2 separate regions of the Homo sapiens genome follow, and region 2 is linked to region 1. A link is a contact called in ENCODE Hi-C or POLR2A ChIA-PET data. All regions are on one chromosome and are shown on one strand. The core of a region is the stretch at or near the end of the contact, and the rest is flanking DNA. Distances in the headings are between cores, read along the strand shown. Region 1 has its middle 120 kb from the start of DLX2-DT. Region 2 overlaps ITGA6 (integrin subunit alpha 6).

Region 1 (4,359 bases), core at 914-3,413:
TGCCACAGCATGTAAACATTTATGGGAAAATAGTGTCTTCTCAACCATTGTTGTCAGCGGCCCCTAAGGGGCCATTGAGACATGAGGAAAACAAGGATACCTGACATCCTATAGTGGTCAAGGAAGAACCATCCTGGACAAATTATAGGGTCACAGGATGCTGAGAAACAGCAATTAAATGAAACAGAAAGAATCTTAATATTTAATAGAATGCCCAGAGCCCTTCTTTGAGTAACAAAAGATCCACTAAAGACTGGTGTAGCTCCTCTTTTATACTGGGAGATCCTTCCCCTACCCACAACCAGACCCAAGATAGAAATTAAATGGATAGGAACCAAATGCGAAGCCACATGATACAGGAAGCCCAGTAACTCCCTGAAACTGGACTAGATTCCTTGCTAAAGGAGGAACTGTTTCTTTTCTTAATGTAATTTCAGATTTAATTATTCACCAACCTCATCTCCAACTAGCATCTGTCCTTGGAAGATGCCTAAATTGAACAGGTCAACCAATGCAGGGATCAGACAGATTACTGTTCCCATTGGTGGCTCTACTAAGGGAAAACTTGACCTTGGGTTTTTCCTCTCGGATTTAGCACACTGTCATAAGGACTGGGGGATGGGGAGGCTGTCTTGAGGATGAGTTTTTCCTATGGAGGAAGAGAGATTTTGGTAAAGAGGGAGCAGAGAGCAGCAGCACAAGGTCCTTCCCACCTGGAGGCTTTTGAGCAATTGAGCAGGGTCTGGAAGGATGGGATGTTCCAGATAACACAGGGAGAAGACTAGCAATGAAGGGAAGGGGAGTAGCTTGAAAGGGCAGCAACAGTGGAGCAGGTGACTTCCTTAAAATGTGAAAGCTGGCCAGATGCAGTGGCTCACACCTGTAATCTCAGCACTTTGGGAGGCTGAGGCAGGAGGATCACTTGAGCCCAGAAGTTTGAGACCAGCCTGGGCAACACAAGGAGACCCTGTCTCTACAGAAAGTAAAAATAAATTACCCAGGCATGGTGGCACAGGCCTGTGGTCCTAGCTACTCCGGAGGCTGAGGTGGGAGAATCACTTGAGCCTGGGAGGTCAAAGCTACAGTGACCTGTGATCATGCCACTGCCCTCCAGCCTGGGTGACAAAGACAGACCTTGCCTCGAAAAAAATATTAAAAAATATAAAAGTTGGAAGCTGGAACTTGTGTGTAAGATGAGGACTCAGTGGAGAAGGAAAGAATGAAAACACCAGACTAAAGATACAGAGAAAAGGGACTCTGCAAGGTCCAAAAGAGGCGTGGTGGGAGGTGACAGAAGATACAGAGGAAAATATTAACTATGTAAAGAAGACGGACACTTCTACTCCTCAGATATGAGGAGGGGAGAGGAAATGGGTAAAAACAGAGATTTTCAGGTGGGTAGAAAGAAGGCCATCAGGTTAGGTGGCCTCACTCTTGGTAACTGGAAGACAAGGTCCGCTGACAGTGAAGGTTTGAAGATGTAAAGTAGATCTTACTCATTTAGAAAATACCCAATAGTTTTTCTTTTTTTTTTTTTTTTTTTTTTGAGACTGAGTCTTTCTCTGTCACCCAGGCTAGACTGCAATGGTGCGGTCTCAGCTCACTGCAATCTCCGCCTCCCGACTTCAAGCAATTCTCCTGCCACAGCCTCCCAAGTAGCTGGGACTACAGGCACCTACCACCATGCCCGGCTAATTTTTTTGTATTTTTAGTAGAGACGAGGTTTCACTATGTTGGCCAGGCTGGTCTCGAACTGCTGACCTCATGATCCGCCCACCTCGGCCTTCCAACGTGCTGGGATTACAGGCGTGAGCCACCGTGCCCGGCCCCAATATTTTTTCTAAATAAAGTTATTCCTGCTGTGGTGGTGGGCTGAGGTGGGGAAAATCTTTGGGAAATAAGATTAGAAATTAAAAGGAGCAAAAGCATCCATAACTAAGGAAAAGAACTAATGTTTGCTGAGTCATTAGCATTAAAACCATGGCATTCCTCCAAAAGGAACCAGAAATGGAACAGAAACGTTTCTTAAGGGCGCAGGTAAGAGAGGCACGAGGTAGCCAATGGTTCCAAGGTCCAGGATACTCACTCCTCTACCCCCAAGAACTTTCTGGGAGGAAACTGTGTCTTCTCAGTCGAAGTGGTGAGGGTAGCCCCCACCAGAACTTGACGGAAAGCTGGTTGTGTTTACCCAATTTTTCTTCCTGTGTGTCTGTAACCAGCCAGGTGTTTCTAGGAAGAGATCACAGTCTTTGGCCCATATTACCAGTACACTAGCTCAGCAAATTGCAGGGAGGGGCTGGTTGTCTTGCATTCACCTTTTGAAGGAAATGTTACAAGTTTTAGAGAAAAAACAGCCATTTAGTCTCTGGTAAATGCAAACATTTCCTAACATACCAAGGCTATCTGAAGAAAGTACAGAGCCTGGGGAAATTCTGCCTAATGAAATCAGTTTTTCCCAAGTGAGTAGCTATAGCAAAAGGAGGGCAAATATTTAGCCCCATTCTGGTCAATTATGATGTCCAGTGTCTTTTTTTTCTTTTCTTTTTTTTTTTTTCTTTCAGAGACAGGGTCTCGCCCTGTCGCCCAGGCTGGAGTGCAGTGGCATGATCATAATTCACTGCAACCTCAAACTCCTGGACTCAAGCAATCCTCCCGCCTCAACCTCCCAAGTAGCTAGGACTACAGGTGCCCACCACCATGTCTGGCTAATTATTAAATTTTTTACAGAGACAGGGTCTCACTATGTTGCCTAAGCTAGTCTCAAACTCCTGGCCTCAAGCAATCCTCTCACCTTGGCCTCACATAATGTTGGGGTTACAGGTGTGAGCCACTGTGCCCTGGCTAATTTCTGTTTTTGTAAAGAGAACATACAATCCTATCATCCCTAACACAACCCTTGGCCTTGAATCTTTAGTTCTGTCTGACAAACTAGGTCTTACTGCAGCTTTGAAATGGAGCTTTGGTTCTTATGCTTTTTTAACAGATCAAAGACACTTTCATTTAAATAATTTGGGTCAGCTGTGTATCATTCGGTGGGAATTGATGGGTAAAGATGGCATTTTTGCAAATGAATGGATAAACTTTTGATGCACTAAATTTATTTATTTTTTATTTTTCCACAGGTTATTGGGGGTACAGGTGGTATTTGGTTACTTAAGTTCTTTTTTTCTTTTTTCTTTTTTTTTTTTTTTTGAGACAGAGTCTCGCTCTGTTGCCCAGGCTGGAGTGCAGTGGCACGCTCTTGGCTCACTGCAATCTCTGCCTTCCGGGTTCAAATGATCCACCTGCCTCAGCCTCCCAAATAGCTGGAACCACAGGCAAGCACCACCCAGCCAATTATTGTATTTTTAGTAGAGACAGGGTTTTGCCATGTTGGCCAGGCTGATCTCGAACTCCTGACTTCAAGTGATCCACCCGCCTTGGCCTCCCAAAGTTCTGGGATTACAGGCATGAGCCACCGCGCACGGCCTGGATACACGAGTAAGTTCTTTAGTGGTGATTTGTGAGATTTTGGTGCACCCATCACCCAAGCAGTATACACTGCACCATATTGGTAGTCTTTTATCCCTCGCCCCCCTCCCATGCTTCCCAAGTCCCCAAAGTCCACTGTATCCTTCTTATGCCTTTGCGTCCTCATAGCTTAGCTCCCACATATCAGTGAGAACATAAGATGTTTGGTTTTCCATTCCTGAGTTACTTCACTTAGAATAATAGTCTCCAATCTCATCCAGATCACTGCAAATGCCATTAATTCATTCCTTTTTATGTTGATGCACTAAATTTAAAAAATGAGCTACATATGTGCAATGGTGTTATATATAACCAATAATGTTTGATATATTGTATGTATTATATAACCAATATTCTATATAACCAGTAATATTTGATATATTGTATGTATTTCAAATGAAAGTTGGTTATATCTGTCAAACCATGTAAAAAGGGTGATGTGCAACTTGAAGCAAGTGCCAAGATTTAGCAGACTACAACAAGATCAAACAGCAATTTAGAAAGAGAGAGATAGGAAGAAATATATTTTTGATGGATTCCATTTCTAAAGCCATCTAAGCAAAATCCAGGTCAACTTTTCACAAAACCGCACAGAAGGTAAGTCACATTGAGAGGCTGGCTGGCAGGCCTCTAACATACAGACATATATTATGGTTCAGGAATATTAAAGAAATGTACTACTCAGCAAGAATACCCATAACTCTCCTATAGATTAGAACATCAAACATATTTAAGGCCATTTGGACAGCTCAGAGCAAAATAAAAGAGAAATCCTGGTACCATCGGGCTTAGAGCTATCTTCCTTCTTCCAAACAAAAAGCATGGAAAAAGGAAAACTATTTCTCCTTT
Region 2 (4,359 bases), core at 1,346-3,845, 270 kb before region 1:
CCAAATAAGTCATTATATATACTTCAAGGTTTCAGAGCTTTTTGGAATGGCAGATAAGGGACTGTAAGCCTCTATCACTCACTGGGAATAATCTAAAATTTTTAGGTTGTAATCTTTGGGCAATAAGAGTTTGTATCCATCTCATACGCAGTTTTTCATAATGTAGACTCTTTACTGGTAGAATCAGGGGAAGATATTACATTTTATTTACAGTCAAAGGGCCAAATTCTAATGAGGAACATCATATTGAACCTAGACCTTCCTTATGTTTGATACACGCTATAGTGACCCCCTTGAGATAGAGTTATTCATTCATGTCATACTCTTCTATTCCAAATCTAGCTGTAAGCATAACCAACACCAATGGCTGCTATGAACATTCTTCACAGAAACTGAAATTAGCAGGGATACACATTCAGATTATTACTACACCCTAACAATTTGGCTTAGATCCAGACTTATATCTTAGGTGAAGAAAATGCTAAAGTAATAAAATCTAAATTTGTTATTTGCTAAACATGCTAAATTATGTGTGAGAGACAAATGAAGAAACTTATTGTGTACAAATAATATACTTTAAATACAAAATATTCGGTAAATATACAGGTGTTCATGGTAAAATTTTCCTCAAATTTGCTATGTCAAAAGAGTTTCATAATGTTAGAAAAAAGGAAGCAATGAAAAAGAAAACGTACTATCAGTGCTGATTCCCATTTTTTAAAACATGAAATAAAGTTTGTTATGAAATTCAAATGCCAGATATGACTTACCTTCCATAGTATAAACACTAATAAAGCAAGCATCAAGATCCCAGCGAGAATAGCCACTAGGATGATCCACCAAGGTACTCCCGAATACTGAGCTACAGTCTTTGAGGGAAACACAGTCACTCGAACCTACAGGGCAGAAAAGAAAGCAGCATTACTACATACAGCGGCAAGAGTTCACACCAGGAGTTTATGGTTCTAATTCTGCTTTTGAATATATTTTGGACAATGCAGCCTGTGAATGGATGAGATGACTTTCTGATGCAAGATCCTTTCTCTTAACAGAATATTGCTTCAAGAGACATTCCTTGAAGATCTTTCCCCAGAATCTTGAAAATGCTGGGTTGTATTCTGACAAAGTGGTTACTTCTTTGTTAATGTATCTTAAAAAAAATTTGTTATCAACACAAGTAAACTGTATAATGAACCCTTAAGTATTCATCATCCTGTTCCAGCAATTATCAATATACAGCCAGTCTGTGTATCTAAACAAATTGCTCTCAAAAAGATACCCAGTTAAATAGATCTAACAGCCAGTCTGTTCTATCTATCTAACCTGGTATCTTTTTGAGAACAATCATACTTTTTTTTTTTTTTTTTTGGAGACAGGGTCTCACTCTGTTGCCCAGGTTGGAGTGCAAGTGGTGTGACCATGGGTCACTGCAGCCTCAACCTCCCAGGCTCAAGTGATCCTCCCACCTCAGCTGCCTCCCAAGTAGCTGGGACTACAGGCGCATGCCACCACTCACAGCTAATTTTTTTAAAAATTTTTTTGTTGAGACAGGGTCTATGTTGTTCACAAAGTGCTGGCTTCAGGTGATCCTCCTGCTTTGACCTCCCAAAGTGTGGGTATCATAAGTATGAGCCACCTCACCTGGCCTATACTTTCTTTTAATTAATATTCAGCAATGGAAAGAAAAGGGCCAGTTTAGGCAAAAGTAGCCAACATTCCTCATTCAGACTTTAAAGATGTTGTGAAATACAAAAATAGGGATAGGGCTGCATGACTGATGGACACCATTTTACCTTTTTCTTAGGATATCACACTAAAGACCCTCATAAACAATAACATTTCCTGAAATGGCTTGGTGCCATCTTCTACAAAAAGGTATATGAACAAACTAGACCCTGGACCCACTCAGAGGCAGCTTAGCGCTTAAGTTGCTCCTGCTGCTGAGAAGCTTAAACTCTAAACATAGGATAGTTTGCAAATATCAATTAAATAGAAATGGTGTTTACTCAGAAACCTAAAAAGCTGCTTCTGGCAATTCCAACAACTCAGTTACATGGGTTTAGAATGCAAATGAACTTTTGTGATACCAGGAACTATTTTTCAAAGCATGCTAAAGACCTGGTGATTATTGTGAACATGATTTTGTAAACTACACTGATTAGAGATCCACTGGTTTGAAGTTTCTGATATTTCTGAGTTAAGAGAATGTAAAGTAAAGGGAAACAAAACTCAGGGGGAGCATTTAACTTCTGAGAAGTGTTTTCAGTCAAATATTCTATGTCCATATTGAACCCTGGATGCTGCTATGTCTACACTGTGCTTCAATACTTCTATGCGGTGGTGTTTTTCTTTAAAAAAATCTCTCATCAAAGTACTTCCCTTTCCACTTCTAGGAAACAGTTTCTCAACCTCACCTGACTTACAAAAAATACTTAAAAGCAGCAAAACTGCTTTTCTTTAAACATTCAATAGACAGCAATCACATCTTGAGATTTAGCCAATTATACTGATGGTAACAGGCAGGCATAAAACACCTTTATCAGCCACCATGTTTCCTGTTATGCTCTAAATGAGGTTTTCTACAAGCTCTGAGCCCCAAGGTGGCCTCGTGGCTCACTTCCCCTCTCCTTCCCTCCCCTGACAGGGAAGAGATTACTGCGTTCAGCACAGGGACATCTACAAAGAAGGGAAGAAGAAACAGGGACAGACCAGTGAAGCAATAGAATAGTTACGTGGTTGGTAAGCTGACTACAATGAAACAAACCAAATAGATGATTTCAATTAGCCTAAACTGTATCTTGTTTAACTTTGTTGCCCTATTATCTAACACAAGGAAGGTGTACAGTGTATCCTCAGGGCAAGATGGTCATGTGGAAGGGCCATCCTCATTTGTAAGAAAAAGTTCCAGTAAATCTGGAAGTGGAGAGTGGAAACTGGTCTTCGGCAAGGAGAATCAGCTTTATTATAATGACACTGTGCACAAGTGTCTTTAAAACAGCTGACAGTAGGGGAAAGCCACCCCCATAAATGGTTGGGATCCAATATTGTTAACAACTGAGCAAAGTAATTTTTGATTTTGCAGCCTGGAGTGGCAGGGTGGATGGGAATCCAGCTGAAGCTCTAAGCCCCAGGCCTGGCACCATTCAAACCAGAACTTCCACATATTGTTAACTCACTGGGCATCAAAGACTGAGAACCAAAGTCAGGGACTGGGTTGGCTACACATTTAAAGGGCAGATGTGCTCCGTGGTTCTGGAGGGCGAGAGGCCAGTCAGGAAGACTTTATTGGTTGTTTGCTTAAACTGTCAACTGAAGGTGTTTTTGTTTTTTTTGTTTTTGTTTCTGGTATGACAGTCATTCTCCAGCTGGGATTGAGAACAAGGGGAAGCTGGCCATAGAGCCAGGTGACCAAAGATGGAAGACAAAGGGTGGGCTGTGATTCCCAGAGCTCCAAGCCTTGTTCTGTCTTGTCACACCAACTGTTACTGATGAACAGGTGAGTAGAAACTACTGTAGAGCTTTACAACTCCAAAAATAATTTCTTACCTTTGGTTTCATTACAATGTAGTTATTTCCATGGGGATGACGCACACCTGTGAAACTCATCCACCATGTGCCCATAAGGGGAAGAGGGATATAAGCTCTGTTGATGCATTAAATTCGATTACCAGTGAGCAGTGCTGAGACTACATTAGCTTGTCAACTGCCAAAATACCTTCTCTAAATTACCCTGTAATGTACCACCCACTGTTCTCATTGAACTTCATTCAGTACAGGAAGTCACCCAATGAAGGGATTTTCGTATCTTTTACAAAATTATCTATTAAGGACATCATCCACTCTTGGTGTTTATCATATAACAGGCCATCTTATAAAAGGATCCGTATCTTAAGTTGTTCTCTGAATTTTAAGTTGTTCTCTGAATTTAGAGCCAAAAGGGAAAATCTTATTCCCCTGAAGAATTATGCATTTTTTTGGTCATTTTAAAAAAAATTTTGACAGCCAGGAAGCTTGGATACTCTCTACTTGCTTCCTTAGGGATAAATGGGGACAATATAAATACAACCAATAAACAATCCCCCTCAATTTCCCTGGCTAATTTGACAGTGTTTTCCTGGTTCTGTCTCCTACAGCATGACATTCTTAACAGTTGACACTGTATCTTACCCAACTTTGCATCTCTAACATTTAGCACAGGGAAGGCATACATGTGTCTTTCATGGGTGTTTATTAACAAGATGGATTTAATTTAACTGATGCTAAAATATAGCATGGCTTACCTGGCTCAATCATGTGACTTCTGCTCTCCCTGACTTCATTATAATAGTATCCTAATTTAGAAGTGTTTTTTATTGTTTG

What was found. A loop is a pair of places that touch in the nucleus more often than their neighbours do. ChIA-PET counts read pairs that join two places held with the same protein, here RNA polymerase II (POLR2A). Pooled maps may share reads with other maps.
Region 2: a loop to region 1 is called in a pooled map, with 3 times the contacts of the local background. The contact joins two enhancer-like sites. A Hi-C loop is called at or near these places in 3 of 50 pooled maps. POLR2A ChIA-PET finds 5 or more read pairs at or near these places in 3 of 52 experiments (PC-9, RWPE1 and T-cell).

The regions. Positions count from the first base shown.
Region 1 is chr2:172,221,580-172,225,938 of GRCh38, reverse strand. No RefSeq gene overlaps it. Among named protein-coding and RNA genes, the nearest start is that of DLX2-DT, 120 kb to the right of the region's middle. Within about 2 kb of position 2,163, at least 2 of the 41 ENCODE cell types and tissues checked have a DNase peak (open chromatin) inside an H3K27ac peak, as active enhancers do.
Region 2 is chr2:172,494,512-172,498,870 of GRCh38, reverse strand. It overlaps ITGA6 (integrin subunit alpha 6), which reads right to left. Exons shown (of 26, transcript NM_000210.4): 24 at 771-896. PDK1-AS1 (PDK1 and ITGA6 antisense RNA 1) reads left to right here. Exons shown (of 4, transcript NR_199657.1): 2 at 3,355-3,496. Among named protein-coding and RNA genes, the nearest start is that of ITGA6-AS1, 31 kb to the right of the region's middle. Within about 2 kb of position 2,595, at least 3 of the 41 ENCODE cell types and tissues checked have a DNase peak (open chromatin) inside an H3K27ac peak, as active enhancers do.